Regions from separate parts of the Homo sapiens genome. Here regions 2, 3 and 4 are each linked to region 1. The links are chromatin contacts, found by Hi-C or POLR2A ChIA-PET in ENCODE. All regions are on one chromosome and are shown on one strand. Each heading gives the region's core, a stretch centred on a gene start or an enhancer-like site at or near the end of the contact. The rest is flanking DNA. Distances are from core to core; before and after follow the strand shown.

Region 1 (3,655 bases), core at 428-2,927:
CCGTGATCTGGCTCCTGCCAGCACCCCCAGCCTCATCACATCCTCCTGTGGGCTCCAGCTGCAATCACTGCCGTGTTGGTGCCAGAATGTGCCACCTGTCTCTGGGCCTATGCCTCCCTATCTGATGCCTGTCCCACTTCCTGCTCCAGGTGGGATTAGTGACCTGACCTAATGCTGCTTGAATAATGGCCTGAGCCACATGACCTGCCACTGTCTCTTCCCACTTTGACCTCTAAGGCTCTGATTTCTTCAGGACTGGGGCTGTGTTTTTGCTGTCCCAGTGTCCTGAGCAGAGCCAGCAGATCTCAAGAAGGCAGTGTGGGAAGCAGTGGATCAGAATGCCTAAGAGTCTAGGTTCTGGGGGCCACATTGCCTGGGCTGACTTGTGGCTCAGCTACTCACTAGCTGGGTGACCTTGAGCAAATCACCAGACCTCTCCATGCATCAATTTCTTCCCCTGTGGACAGGGCGTGGTGGTTCACATCTGTAATCCTAGCACTTTGAGAGGCCGAGGTGGGCGGATCGCTTGGGTCCAGGAGTTCAAGACCAGCCTGGGTAACATGGCAAAACCCCATTTCTACAAAAAATACAAAAATTAGCCGAGTGTGGTGGCACACACCTGTAATCCCAGCTACCCAGGAGGCTGAGGTGGGAGGATTGCTTGACCCCAGGGGGCAGAGTGTGTTGCAGTGAGCCAAGATGGCACCACTGCACTCCAACCTGGGTGACAGAGCAGGACCCTGTCTAAAAAAAAAAAAAATTCTTCCTCTGTAAAATGGGGATAATAATAGTGCCAATCTCCTAGGATGGTTATAGAATTTAATGAGGAAATTCACATAAAGAACTGATTTGAATTGATCTACTTCATAACAGAGGCTATGTGTTCATAGAAGTGGTAAGAAAAACCCTGATGAACTGTGAACCAAAAGAAGGTAGAGTGTGGGCTGGGTGTGGTGGTACATGTCTGTAATTTCAGCACTTTGGGAGGCCAAGGCAGGAGGATGGCTTGAGGCCAGGAGTTCAAGGCTAACTTGGGTAACTTAGCAAGACTTCATCTCTATAAAACATCTAAAAATTAGCTAGGTGTGGTAGCTTGTGCCTGTAGTTCCAGCTACCGACGCTGAGGTGGGAGGATGGCTGGAGCCCAGGAGTTTGAGGCTGCAGTGAGCTATGATCGCAACACTGCACTCCAGGATGGATCACAGCTCACTGCAGCCTCCAAAACAACAACAACAACAACAACAACAAAAAGGCAAAGTGGAATCCAGAGCAGCAGTGCTCAGCGTTCAGTCCTCTGGACCTTCTGGCTCAGGGGTGCGGGGGGATCTCCCAGGTGGGGCCTTCTTGGCACAGGATGCTGTAGCCCTGGCTGGGGGTGAGCACGTCAGCATCATGAAGCAACACATACACATCTGTCAGAACCAGTCCTCCAGTGAAAGCTGATGCCAGGACGTCCAGTGCAAACACTGCCACCCACAAACAGAATCGTGTGCCTGGCAGGGAGGACATGGAAGGAAGGCGTCAGTGGGCCGGACAGGGTGGGTCCTGCGGTGAGGCTTGTGGGTTTGGTCAGACAGTTGGAAATGTGGATTGACTCAAGACACATGGGTCCCACTTCCTCTGCACCCCCAGGCTTCCGAGGTAGAACCACCAGCTGCAGGGAGGAAGGTTCAGACTCCTCGTGTCTGAGGTGCAAATGACAGGTCATTCCTGTTTTGCAAAATCCAAAAGTGAAACACCTCTGTCACACACGAATTAACTCAGATGATAAAGGCTGACAAGGGGAGCTGTGTGCAATGAATTCCTCTGAACTATACACAAATACTCATGTCTCCAGTGAATGATTTTCTAGGAAAAGGTGATGGTGCTTTCTAAGAAAGAAACTCTGATCTTACCCGGGAGATAAAATACCATGAACACCCCTGAGGACACTGCTTCCTAGAGTACCTGCTTCGGAAAAAAAGGGCTGATAACGGAAGCACACACTGCAGCTGGTTCTGAGAACTAATCTTTTCACACATATCTGTCCTGCAGGCTGGTGAGATTCACATTTAATTTGACTGTGTCCCAAGAGCAGGTAGATGCCTTAACATCGCACTATCTCTGGGGGTCCTGAGACCGCTGGGCTACGATTTCACACCAACCTCACCTGCACTGGATGTACCGTGCTCACCCCCGATGGTTCACAGAAAACTGGCCCCATTGCCTTACACTCCTGAGCTCAGGGCTTGTCTGTCTGCACTGGTGAAGGCTACCTCTCTGCAGCCAACACTGGGTGCCAGATGCAACGGAATGCCAAACCCTACTTCCCAAAGGGTAAAAACATGCCTTGGAAAGTCATGCCTGGGGGCAAATGGGTACTCTCTATCCACTGTCTAAGCTGTGTTGAGGGCAGGCTCTTGACTTTGACAAAGAAGCCCTTTCCTCCCTGGTCTGGGAGTGGTTCTGGAGAACAGTGGCCCAGGAGATGACAGGTCCTGTGCTCACTCACCCGCCGGGTCTTCTCCACATCGCCACACGGCAGCCGCTTCACGAAGTCAATGCCCGTCAGTGGCGTGCCTGTTGGGGGCAGCAGGATGGAGGCGTCCATCATGAGATATTCCACGTTCATGGGCTTCATCTAGAAGAGACATTACAGGAAACCTCAAAGCAGATTCCTTACTTGGAAGGAGGAAGGGGCCGGGGGAGGTTGCACAGGCCCCTCGCCTTCAACCGCATTTAGTAAATGTAAATGAGTGATCTAAATCCTGGATTTAGATTGAAGTAAAGCACAGAGGCAGCCAGATAAGGGAGCAATATGCCTTTTGGTTTTCTAAATTGCAGATTTTTCCTTTAATTGAAGCAGCAGCTCAGACTCTTGAGAAGTTGCATCCTTGCTGTGAAAAGCTTGCTCCTCTTCGCATTCTCTCTCCACCTCAGCAGGGACAGGGATTCTCAGCAGGAGGCCAGGTATGCTTTATCCCTGTGGGTGCAAGCCCGTCTGCCACCTGCTTCCTCCTCTCTGTCCTTCCAGTGATGATAACAGCTATGGCGATGGCAGCTTCCGTTTAACGAGAGCTGATTCCGCTGCAAGCTGTGACCTAAGGGCTTTTGAGGAGCTGCTTCCCACTTTGCTGATGAGGGAACACAGTCTCAGAGAAGCAGAAAAATGGATCCAAGGTCGCTCAGCTGGTGGGTGGCAGAGCCAAGACATGAGCCCAGGCCTGTCTTGCTCCAGGGCCTCTGTGATTCCCACCCTAGGACCAATGTTTCCCCTTCCTTCCTTGTCCCCTTCACATCTTACCTGGGATAATATAACACAATCATTATTGGAGCATCTACTAAGTGCCAGGCACGTGCTGGGATCACCTCCTGCTGGACGGCAGGTGCTGGTGGGCCCATCATAAAAGGGACACTGAGCTCAGAGGAGGAAAGGCGCATGCCCACGGCCACTGGGCCAGAGCTGACGGCCTCTTTCCACACCACCTCTGCGAAGCCTTCTTTGAGGACTAAGACACAGGGTGACATCCCCTCCCTGCCACCTCTCCCAGATCTCTGCTGCATCAGTAGTAGTAATCAATGCACACGTGTTGTTGAACACTAACATTTCATTTCCCTGGCTTCACAGACGAAGGGTAAGCTTTCTGCAGAATTCATTTTACTCTTTCAAACATCA
Region 2 (3,181 bases), core at 580-3,079, 100 kb after region 1:
TCTTATGGAAAGTCCTTATAAAAGGCTCTAACTCCCATTTGTCTGGAAAAGAGCCAGTATTCTCATATCCCCAGCAGGAGCTCTGCAGATGCAGTCTCAATATCCGAGCTTTGCCTGTTAGCTAACTCTCCACCGACAGATGAGCTTCAGAGTTTGAAATGCCTGGAGAAGAGAAACTGTAACCAACACACTCGAGGTGCATCACCAAGGATGACAGACGTAAACAAATCTGGCCTCAATAGCCTCTGCTTTCTCAAGAGTCACTAATTTCACAGGTTAAACCACTACAGTTAATAATGCCCCATATCCTTCAAAAATTAGCAATTCAGTCCATTTCAGAGACAGGAATACTAGGTCCAAGTTCATTTCAGTGACAGCATTTTCTGCACGTGCTATGCCTTGCACCATAATGAGCTTATTAGGATGCTCCTCCTTCAAGATTTTGAAATGTACATTTGCAAGGTGGGGCATGAGAAAGGATAAGCAGAATGATAGGAGGTCTGGGGGTTAGAAATTTACCCCCCAATGTCCACACAGCTCCAAATAACAATGTCTCAGGTGTGGTAGAGGGATGGGAGACACAGAGCCTGTATCTGTCTGGCCTGTTCAGCACTCGGGCAGAGGCCCTGCAGACGTTCCCCAGTGTGTCCCACTCTGTGCCCTGAAAACCACCATCTGGTCAGTGTTCAGCCTTCTGGCCAGCAGGACAAGGAGAAGCTTCACGGAGGGTGGAATCAGGCTAGAGGATTAGAGAAGGTGTTCACAGGCTGTGCTTCCCCTGGTGAATCATCCCCCAAAGATGTCAAACAGGGCCGGCAAGTGAGGCTGGGCCGGGGATGTGTAGGGTATAGGCAGGGCTATACCCTAGCTTTCTTTAGGGCTTTAGCCCTAGAGAAAGTCATGGCTGTGGCACAGGTGCTGTGACTAAACTGGGGAGAACAAGCAGTTGTTGGGAAAAGACTGGCCTTTTCTGAAAACAGAGGTCTGCCTCTCGTTCATCCTGTGACAAATATTTGTTGATTGCTTACTATCTGCCACGTCCTGTGCTGGCATACCAGTACCCAGCTGAACAAGCCATACAGGCTTTCATGATTCTTATGTTCAAATTGGGAGAAAACAACAAAAAAGATATGTAACAAAGGAAGACAATGTCTGATAGCCAAAGGACAGGAACCCCGGCCAGCTTCCTGAGGGTCTAACTCAAGGCCGAGATGAAACTTTAAGAACGCACAGGAGCTAACAGCCGACCCACTCTTTGGCGATGAGAAGTATATAATAATGTGTTAACTGTGTGGGACAGTGTGAACAGGCACAGAAGAAGTTAGAGAAGACAGCAAAACTCTTGTTGGCTGAAGTCACCAGGGCAATTTTTAGGGAAGAACTGGCATTTTCGGGATAGAGCTAGGGATTTGGATGGGCAGGAGGAAAAGAGCAGGGGACCTCAAGTGGGCAGGCGAGGTATGTGTGTGAGTGGACCACCAACAGGAGATACACCTGGATGACAGCAGCTGCTACCGTAACTCACCAGGGGACGGCAGCAGAGCCCCTGCTCCCCGCCCCACCAACACATGTGGAGGCCCACCTCCAGTCTGCCCCTCATCCAATCCATTCTGCCAGCTTCAGCCAGACCACAGCCTTTCTGTAGTTAAAAAACCTTCAGTGGCTCCCTACTGTTCTCACTCATAGTCTGAATTCCTTAAAGTGATTTACAGGGCCCCAGGGGACCTGGCCTCTGGAGACTGCCAAGCATGGCTCTGAGCTTGGGTCCTCACTTCCTCTTCACCCAGTGAACACTCCCCTGCTGAACCACGTGAGTTCTGCCAATGTGCACTGCTCCCCTTGCCCCACTAGGCTTTCTCAAATGCCTTTTCCTCTGCCTGAAACATCCTTCCTTCCACCTGACACCCCGCTGCCTGGTAACAACGACTCACCCCGTTGGTCTCCATTTAAACAGCGTCTGCCTAACAAGGATGTTCCTAACTCCCTGTGCTCCCAAACTAGATGGTGGGAAGGCCTGGAAGAACTTAGACGTGACATAGTGGGAGCCTAGGACCCATAATATGTGGCATGGTGAAGACGATATTTTAAGAAAATCAACATGGCAATATTGTACCCCAAGCTCTAACACTGTCAGTGCCACCTTAGCCAAAACTTGAAAGCACCAAGAGTAGGTGTGCGTCTGTCTACCTGCCATGGATCCATTCTCCGCCTTCTTTGGGCAATAACCCCTGATTCTCCCATGGGGAACCACTCTTTTCTCTCATTCTTTTCCACTAGCTTGAGTGGAGCTAATCCCACTCTTGCTCCAGGGAAGGGAATATGAGTGAGGAATGGCCAATCAGATCCCCCTATACCTTTGGCCAGAGTGACAGTTCAGGGGTGGCATGAGACCTTGCTGGTCCAGGGATACTCAATCTCAATTCTGGACTTCTGCTGGCAATATTGAGAAAAGAAGCTCTCTTTTTCCTCAGGAATGCTAAGCTGATATGATGTAAGCCTGCAGCCTGCCTGAAAATGACACCAACAGGAAAAAGGTAGAGCTGAAAGGTGGAAAAAGGCCGATTTCTGACGGCTCCAAACACCTGGATTCAGCCATGGTTTAGCGGGGACAGACCATTCAGTGACATGAGCTATTCAATCCATTTGAGGCTTAAGGCAATTCTAGCTGGGTTTCTGTCACTGGAACCAAAAATCTTGACCCCCACACAAAGTGGACCAGAATGAAGGCCACAATACAAAAACGACCAATTTCTACCAGCCGCAGACTTGCAGTCCCTGGTAAAGATGATGTTTCAGTAGCAATCAAACGATTCCATCACTCAGGCTTCCGCTTGGTGGTGGACATTTGTCAGTCAATGTCACAGCCTTGCCACTAATCTGGACAATAAACCACCCATGGTGTGTAGCAAATAACCTCTTGACTACTTCAATCTGCCTGAGCTAAATCACTAACTCAGTTCAGCAGACAGAGACCACAGGTATGAAGTTTTCTACCATTTAGCAAAAGTAAAACCCTAACAGGAAAATTCCTTTCCAGTTTGCAAGCTGGGAGTGTTACAAAGAATAATGAAGCTAAAAACAGTTTCCAGCTCTCTGTGCTATCTTCTCAACCTTTCTGTAAATCTCAAACTGTTCTAAAAAAGTAAAGTCTAGGCCGGGTGCAGTGGCTCATGCCTGTAAT
Region 3 (3,493 bases), core at 823-3,322, 70 kb after region 1:
CTGAGTCAGCTGTACATTTGCCAGACCGTGTGTTGTCATGAGATGGACCACTAGGAAAATCTTTAACACATCACCCCTGTCACCTCTAGGCCAAAGCCTCTCACCAAACACTTCTTCCCTTTAGAGCGCTTATAAGAGTTAAGACAGTGAGTTATTTGCATATCTGATCCATGTCCACCTCTCTACTGTACTGTAAAGCTCGAATACGGCACAGACTCTTTATGACATTGTGTATCCCCAGAACTAGCATGATACTTGGCCCAAAGAAAGAGCTCCATCAACACTGCTGAATGAATCAAGAAAGGGATAGGCCAGACAGGGGCCATGAAAAGGCCCCAATCAATTCACTAATGCCACCACCACTAACAAGGACAGAGTTTCTGGGAAGCTTTTCAGAGGCGCTAATGCTCCCCTGAATAACAAAATGACCTGGCCAGACCATCATACACCAAAACCAGTGGAAGGGCAGGGGCCTCTTGTAATTGTACTCCATGCAGTGGTGGCCTTTCATCCACAGGGTCACATTCCACCCATTCATGTAGGTGGGGCAGCAAATCTACTACCCCAGGGCGAGCTGGCCCTTTTACCAGCCTGGCCACTGCCTGAGCACCTGGCTGCAGAGAGGAAACCTTTATGAAACAGCCCTTGTATAAAACGCACTATGCTCATCTCACTTACCCACTCTAAGCTCCTTATGGCAGGGATCTCACCTGTCACTGAATCAGCTGCAGCCTGGGCTCCGCATAAGTGAGATGAGCATTTGTGCAGCCCAGACTGCAGCTGATTCAGTGACAGGTGAGATCCCTGCCATAAGGAGCTTAGAGTGGGTAAGACCTTTGAAAAGAGGGAACCAGGTGCATCAGGAACCAGGCTGTAGGTACGGTAAAGGCGCAGGTTCAAAGGCACAAATGCTGGACATGCTGGGGGAAAAGCAAGTCAGACCAGGATTAAGGCAGCTGGAGCTCAGGACATGTGAGCAGGATCTGAGAGATGACAGCAGAGATATACAGAGGACAAGATGGAAAAGCTTCAAGAGAAGTCACAACACTGGCCATCAGGTGTTTTCCCTCAGCAGTGTACCAAATGGAACGCCAAAGCTCCTTCCTGCAGACCACAAACATGCTACTTAGTCCAAAGCTTGATGATCATTTAAAACTAGAGATTACACGTAACAATGCGTTTTTCCCGCTTCTCTAGAAACATGAAAAAACCTAGTAATCCTACATCCATATTCCTGCAGAACAGCAGCAGCCTGGGGTAGAACAGGAGCTGCTCGCCAAGGTGGCATACACTCTCCAATTTGCCACACCCCTCGCCACTCTCTACTGCCCTCACCTGGGGCCTGAGTCATTCATGGATGTTCATCGCCCAACTTCTGTAGACATTAGTTCCTCTGATAAGGCATTTTCTCACTGTGTCCCGATAACAGTGTCTCACAGATATGCAACCTAAGGCCCGGAGTGGTACAATTCCATGTTTAAGAACACACAATCAATCAAATCCAGGTGGTCCCTGATCCCAGCTTCTCTTGGGTATGCAATCAAGACTCTGATTAGGTTCACTGAATCCCGGACCAGCTTATGCATCATCACTGCTATATATTCAGAATGTTAGTTTCTGATTTTAGAGAAACACACAGATTAGCAAAATGAGCAATGGTTTCCTGTTAAGGTCAGTCCCGAAGCTAATGACTTACAGAACTTCTCTGAATATCCTGTTCAGTCTTAGCGTACATCTCAGACAGATCACCATTCAGAATGACTTCAGCTAACGAGTTCACCAGCGGTGCATGATGTATAATTAAGAAGACCTGGCGGAAAAAAAAGAAACGGGATTTGCATGAAAGTGTGCGGTATTTTCAACCTCTTGCTTCCTGGATCAGAAGCGACCAGGCTGGGCTACCTAAGTCCTGTATTAAGCAGCAATTCCTACGATGCAAAATTCAAAGAATGAGCCACAGGAAGCAGGACTCGGTTCCACTCTTGTAAGGTCAGTCTCTCCTTCAGACTGTTGCCTATTTGGCTGGCTGCTCTTCCTCGGAAGGAAGTGCATTAATGCGAGACTGTCCCTCATGGCTGGGTGAAGCCAAATCCGGCTGAAGTGGAGCAATGCGGGAAAGAACAGCCAAACCAGCACACTCCTTCCTTTCCATGGGCATTTTAGTGTCAAATTTGGTTATGAGAAGACTAGAAGGCACTGTCCCAATACTTTAGTGATACAAGAAGAAGGGGCCGGAGAGTTTTGTTCCAATCAAGGACTTGGCAGAGGGTTGGCTACACAGAGATTCCATCACGGGAGGGAGCTCTGACCCTGTGGTGGGTTTTAGCACACGGGGATTCCACAGCATCGTCAGGAGGTATGTGAACTACGGGGCTGAAAATCACACGAGACAGAGGCAAACCCAGGTGGGCCAGGATGCAAAATCAGAGGGCTGCCTCTGGGCTAAGCTGGCCCTGCTCCCACACCTGTTGCCCAATGTTCAGAGGACCAGCTTTAAGAATCAGGGTATTCAAAACTGTCTTGCAAAGCTGGCCTAGACATGCCTGCTATTTTGTTTTAAAATGTAAAGGCAAGAGGGTGTAGCACAGGGTGTGGCTTATCTACCATTTGCATAGAAAAGCGTGTGCATGTTTGTATTTGCTTATTTACATATGCATAGGCCAGGGTTTCTCAATCTTGGCACTGCTGACAATTTGGGCTATAACTGAGTATGGAGGGAGGCTGTCCCAGACACTGCAGGCTGGTGAGCAGCATCCCTGACCTCCACCCACTAGATGTCAGTAGCACCCCAGCCTCGGTCATGACAACTGAATGCATCTCCCCAGACACTGCCAGGTATCCCCTGAGGGGCAAAATTGCCCCTAGTTAAGAACCCCTGACAGATGTCTCTGTTAGGACATACGAGAACCCTGTAACCCTAATTGTCTCTGGGGATAGAAGTCAGGAGCCTGAACAAAACTAGAACAGAAACCCGGTTTTTACATGTTTGAACTTTTTAACTTTAAAAAACGTTGTTTAAAAAAAATTATTTTTTAAAAAGTGAAGGCAAAAATCAACACAGGCTGCCTCTGGGGAGTGCAGTTGGGTGCTCAGGGTATAGAGTGAGAGAGACTTTTCACATGCCATGTTTTGTACTGTTTGAACAAGGGGAATATATTATTCTAACAAATACATAGAATTCAAATTAGATAAAAGGTACAGGCAGAATGGCCATGTGGCACCTCCCTATAAAAAATTGCATCTTTTAAAAAAATACTGGGAACCTTTTCTATCACAGAGACCACATAGTATGATTCAATGAGTTAACCCACGTCCAAGGCTTGGCAGGCCCTTAAATGTTAGCAATGATGATTTTTCTCACCTTCCTTATGGCCGAATTACTGCCACACATCACTCTACCAACAACACAAAACACCAATCACTGTGGTCATTCATTCTCAAATATCCGTTACGTACCTTGAATGAATGCGGCCTTAACTGATCATTTATTCCT
Region 4 (3,444 bases), core at 642-3,141, 110 kb before region 1:
TGATATATTGTGTGTGTGTGTGTCGGGGGCCCGCTCAGATGAACTATGGCAAACATCCGGCAAATCCAAACACTGGGCAGGAAGATTCCTTGGGGACACTCAGCCGCAGCCTCATGGAACCAGTTTTATAGCTGCTCACTTCTTAATCACTTAGAGCGGTAAACCCCCCAGTTTACAAGCTGTTTACTTGCCTCGAAAATGAATTACCCCTTAACAAATCAAAATGTCAAGATGGCTTTTCCCGAGCTGCCTATTTATCAGGGCCATGAACAGAGGGCCAGCCAGTGTAGTAACAGAGTTGGGATTACACCTTGTATGCTCCCGACAATGACCCCGGCTGGAAGGGATCAATGACATAGCCGTTGCCAAGGTGGTCACAGGCCCATTTGAAGAAGACACGTCTTTTCTCTTGCCCTCTTTAAAGCCATGGTTTATTACAGCATCATAAACCTGGTTTATTATCAAAAGACATCTGCAGTGGGACATGTAGGGTAGCAGATGAGAAGCTGGCACTGCAGTCAGGATGCTTAAATTCTTTTATTTTGGGAATGGGTTGGGATCAAGTCATAGATTGGCAGTAAAATCTGCATGTACTGAGTTAAACAAACAAACAAACAAAAAAATCACCAACTACCGATCCCATCCATTTGCAGGGTCTAGCTGAGCAGAGGTTACTGAACACATCTCTCCCTCACCCACTTCTACTAAAACTCCCACTTCCCTCCTTTCCACTCTCTCTCCCTTTGCCAGTGGCACTGAGACCAGAAAGCCACAGTGACTTTTGGCTTTTTTTTTCCTTTATTTTGCTGGATGGCCAAGGCCCCCCACCTGCAATTTCAAGGGGTTTTTCCCCAAATCAAAGTGGCAACACATCAGAGAATCAGGAGGGTGCTGGGGAGAATTCAGGGTGAATGTCTATGGCCAGAGCGCCCTGTCCTCTGGTTCCTGCTTCATCCCAGTCAGGCAGTCCCTGATGAACTAGCTTTGGCAGAGGTGCCAGAGGCTTTTGGTGTATGAATCAAACACACTTGGGCTGCGAAGTAGGTGCAAACACACAGACAAGCCAGAGATCGTGCGACAGGAGTGAAGGCAAACCGGCCTCCCTGAGATCCTCTCCAGTGATAACAGTCTTGGCTCTCCCTGGGTATGCTTCAAGGACAGCCTGCAAAATGTGTATCAGAGGCTGCATGGACTTTCACACCATCTGACCAATTCCACACCTGCAGCATCCCATGCTGCAGACGACACTGTGGGTGGATGCACATACCGAACTACAAGGATATTCAGCATATTGGTGTGCAGAACAGAGAACAGAAGACAGCTGATAAGTCCAAGAACTGGGGAAAGGCTAAGTGAATTCTAATCCCTCTAGATGATGAAATTCCCTGCTGCCAACCAACACGCTGGTAAGAGAAGACTAAGTGTTGGGGGAAATGCTCAAGATGGAGTCAATGAAAAAAGGTTAGAAAAAGCATGTCCCATATGTTTCCGCTCTTGCAAAAAATTTGTGCTCTCTTTCCCCCTTGTCCAGAGCAGAGAAGGCAGCTGGAGATTTGAAGCTGACACAGTGAGAGAAGCAGGTAGTTGTACTGCAGTGAGTTTTGTTATTTTTTGTGCTTGTCTGAATTTTCCAAGACTCCTATTGTAAACCTTATTTTAAACCAAAAAGAGAAAAAAAAGGGAGGATGATGGAGGGAACACAAACTGCCTGGGAACTGGATAGACTCAAGCTCCCGATCCTAACATCCTCCTGAGATCTGTTCTGCCCTCTGAAGCTCTCTCCCCTGGACTCACCAAGAGCAGGGCCAGGCAGGCCACTCCAACAGTGGGGGGAAACTATGCCCATGGTGAGACACATCCCCCACTTCCCAGGAGCCCCCAGTTTCACGGTCGGGGGGCGCAGCCCAGAGTCTTCCTGTTGCCCTCTGGCCGTGTTCTGCCAGTTATTTTGGGAAGATGAACTAATGAATAACGCTCTGGCATTTGTGAAGCACAAAAATACCAAGAAAAGGTCAGTCTTCTATTTTTAGGCCCACTGACAGAAGGAAAGCTGGGCTTGGAGTCAGAACCCCAGGTTTGAGTCCAAGCTCTGCCCAAACTGACTTCGAGACCTTGGACATGCCCCCCTCCTCCTCTTCTACAGGTCTTTAAGCTTTCCCCACCAATAATCACTTAACCATGTGATTCAAGATTCAGAGCCGGCCAGCAGCCGCCTAGGGGCTTGCACACGAGTTTCGCTTTGCTTATTTATGTTATATGTGTGTTTGTTGGAGGTACCACCATGGACACGTTGGGAGCTTTTACACACAGACCTGGATTTCTGCTTTCTTAAAAAATGAAAAGATCTGGCTTTATGGGGCCCCATTCCTGCAGGACAGCAACGGGAGAGAGATGAGCAGAGCTGGGTCCCTGCTCTTGCAACTTGCCTGGCCGTGTGGGCGTTTGAGTTGATAATCTCTGCTCTTTATGCCTAGATTGTTGGTCAAATCCATAGGACTCAGGGAAGCTGGAACCCCCAGATATCTTTCGAGTCAAGGCCCTCCTACAACCCCAGAATCACTGGGTGTGCATAGGAGTGGGGATGTGGAAATATGGCGATCTGCCTCCAGCAGCCTAGGTCAGTCCTCAGACCTCCTACCAAGAACCACTTGCTCTCAACCTTTGCTAGGCCGTTCCCTCGGTCTGGAGTTCTGTTTTGCTTCTTTTCTGTCTTTACAAACCCCTGCCCCATTCTTCATGGCTCACGCAGCTCAGCATTAGCCTGGGAGGAGTCTTTGCATAAGGTAGGGTTAACTATTCTCTCCCCTGTGCTTCTGCAGCAGCTCTGTCCAACCTTGGGGCCTTGATGGCTGTGTAGGAGTCGGCCTACCTAAGCAGGGCATAAGAAATTTGACTGCAAAGATGTTTAGGTATTTAGTGTGATGATTATCATTACATTAATAGCTAGCACCTGGAATCCTCTAGGTTAAGAGGGTTTTGTTCACTTTATTGGGAAGGCTTAAAACAAAAAAGCAAAAAGAAGAGGGTTTTGGACAGTGTTCTTGATATTGTAAGCTGTCTCTCAATAACCATTCTCCCTTTCGGTTGCAGTTACAGAACCCAGAAGCTAGTCGTGGCCAAGTGACTAAGTTGTGACCAGTGAGATAGAAATGAATGTGGCATGTGGGATTTCCTGGAAAGCTCTTTAAAAGGAAAGGGGGTATATCCTCCTCCATTCTGCTTCCTGGAAAATGGATGCAATGGCTGGAACTCCAGCAGCTGCCCTGAGCTATGAGGATGAATCACACATTAGGGACAGCAGAGCACTGAAAAGGAAGGAGTTTGGGTCCCTGACGTCTTTGTGTATCTCTTGACTACAAGGCTTCTTTTACCCGAGAGGGAAATTAACTTCCCCTTTGAGTTTATCTTTACTATGTAGTTGAACTTAATCTTAACTGATACAGT

The links. A loop is a pair of places that touch in the nucleus more often than their neighbours do. ChIA-PET counts read pairs that join two places held with the same protein, here RNA polymerase II (POLR2A). Pooled maps may share reads with other maps.
Region 2: a loop to region 1 is called in a map of DLD1, with 6 times the contacts of the local background. The contact joins two enhancer-like sites. A Hi-C loop is called at or near these places in 2 of 168 maps with a recorded cell type or tissue (DLD1 and endothelial cell of hepatic sinusoid), 2 of 37 single-sample maps with no recorded cell type and 7 of 50 pooled maps. POLR2A ChIA-PET finds 5 or more read pairs at or near these places in 2 of 52 experiments (OCI-LY7 and PC-9).
Region 3: a map of Right ventricle myocardium inferior shows a loop between it and region 1 (2.5-fold over the local background). The contact joins two enhancer-like sites. A Hi-C loop is called at or near these places in 3 of 168 maps with a recorded cell type or tissue (Right ventricle myocardium inferior, naive thymus-derived CD4-positive, alpha-beta T cell and pancreas), 12 of 37 single-sample maps with no recorded cell type and 16 of 50 pooled maps. POLR2A ChIA-PET finds 5 or more read pairs at or near these places in 8 of 52 experiments (AG04450, HEK293, activated B cell and 4 more).
Region 4: a pooled map shows a loop between it and region 1 (7-fold over the local background). The contact joins two enhancer-like sites. A Hi-C loop is called at or near these places in 5 of 37 single-sample maps with no recorded cell type and 10 of 50 pooled maps. POLR2A ChIA-PET finds 5 or more read pairs at or near these places in 7 of 52 experiments (Caco-2, H1, PC-9 and 3 more).

Annotation. Positions count from the first base shown.
Region 1 is chr16:11,050,478-11,054,132 of GRCh38, reverse strand. CLEC16A (C-type lectin domain containing 16A) reads right to left here. Exons shown (of 24, transcript NM_015226.3): 18 at 2,492-2,620. Among named protein-coding and RNA genes, the nearest start is that of CLEC16A, 110 kb to the right of the region's middle. RefSeq lists enhancers at 1,485-1,634, 2,647-3,224, 3,225-3,655. Within about 2 kb of position 1,677, at least 2 of the 41 ENCODE cell types and tissues checked have a DNase peak (open chromatin) inside an H3K27ac peak, as active enhancers do.
Region 2 is chr16:10,948,164-10,951,344 of GRCh38, reverse strand. All of the region lies in intron 1 of CLEC16A (C-type lectin domain containing 16A), which reads right to left. Among named protein-coding and RNA genes, the nearest start is that of CLEC16A, 5.2 kb to the right of the region's middle. RefSeq lists an enhancer at 1,632-1,781. Within about 2 kb of position 1,829, at least 6 of the 41 ENCODE cell types and tissues checked have a DNase peak (open chromatin) inside an H3K27ac peak, as active enhancers do.
Region 3 is chr16:10,981,195-10,984,687 of GRCh38, reverse strand. CLEC16A (C-type lectin domain containing 16A) reads right to left here. Exons shown (of 24, transcript NM_015226.3): 10 at 1,697-1,810. Among named protein-coding and RNA genes, the nearest start is that of CLEC16A, 38 kb to the right of the region's middle. RefSeq lists a silencer at 2,649-2,718. Within about 2 kb of position 2,072, at least 7 of the 41 ENCODE cell types and tissues checked have a DNase peak (open chromatin) inside an H3K27ac peak, as active enhancers do.
Region 4 is chr16:11,160,663-11,164,106 of GRCh38, reverse strand. All of the region lies in intron 22 of CLEC16A (C-type lectin domain containing 16A), which reads right to left. Among named protein-coding and RNA genes, the nearest start is that of SOCS1, 94 kb to the left of the region's middle. Within about 2 kb of position 1,891, at least 5 of the 41 ENCODE cell types and tissues checked have a DNase peak (open chromatin) inside an H3K27ac peak, as active enhancers do.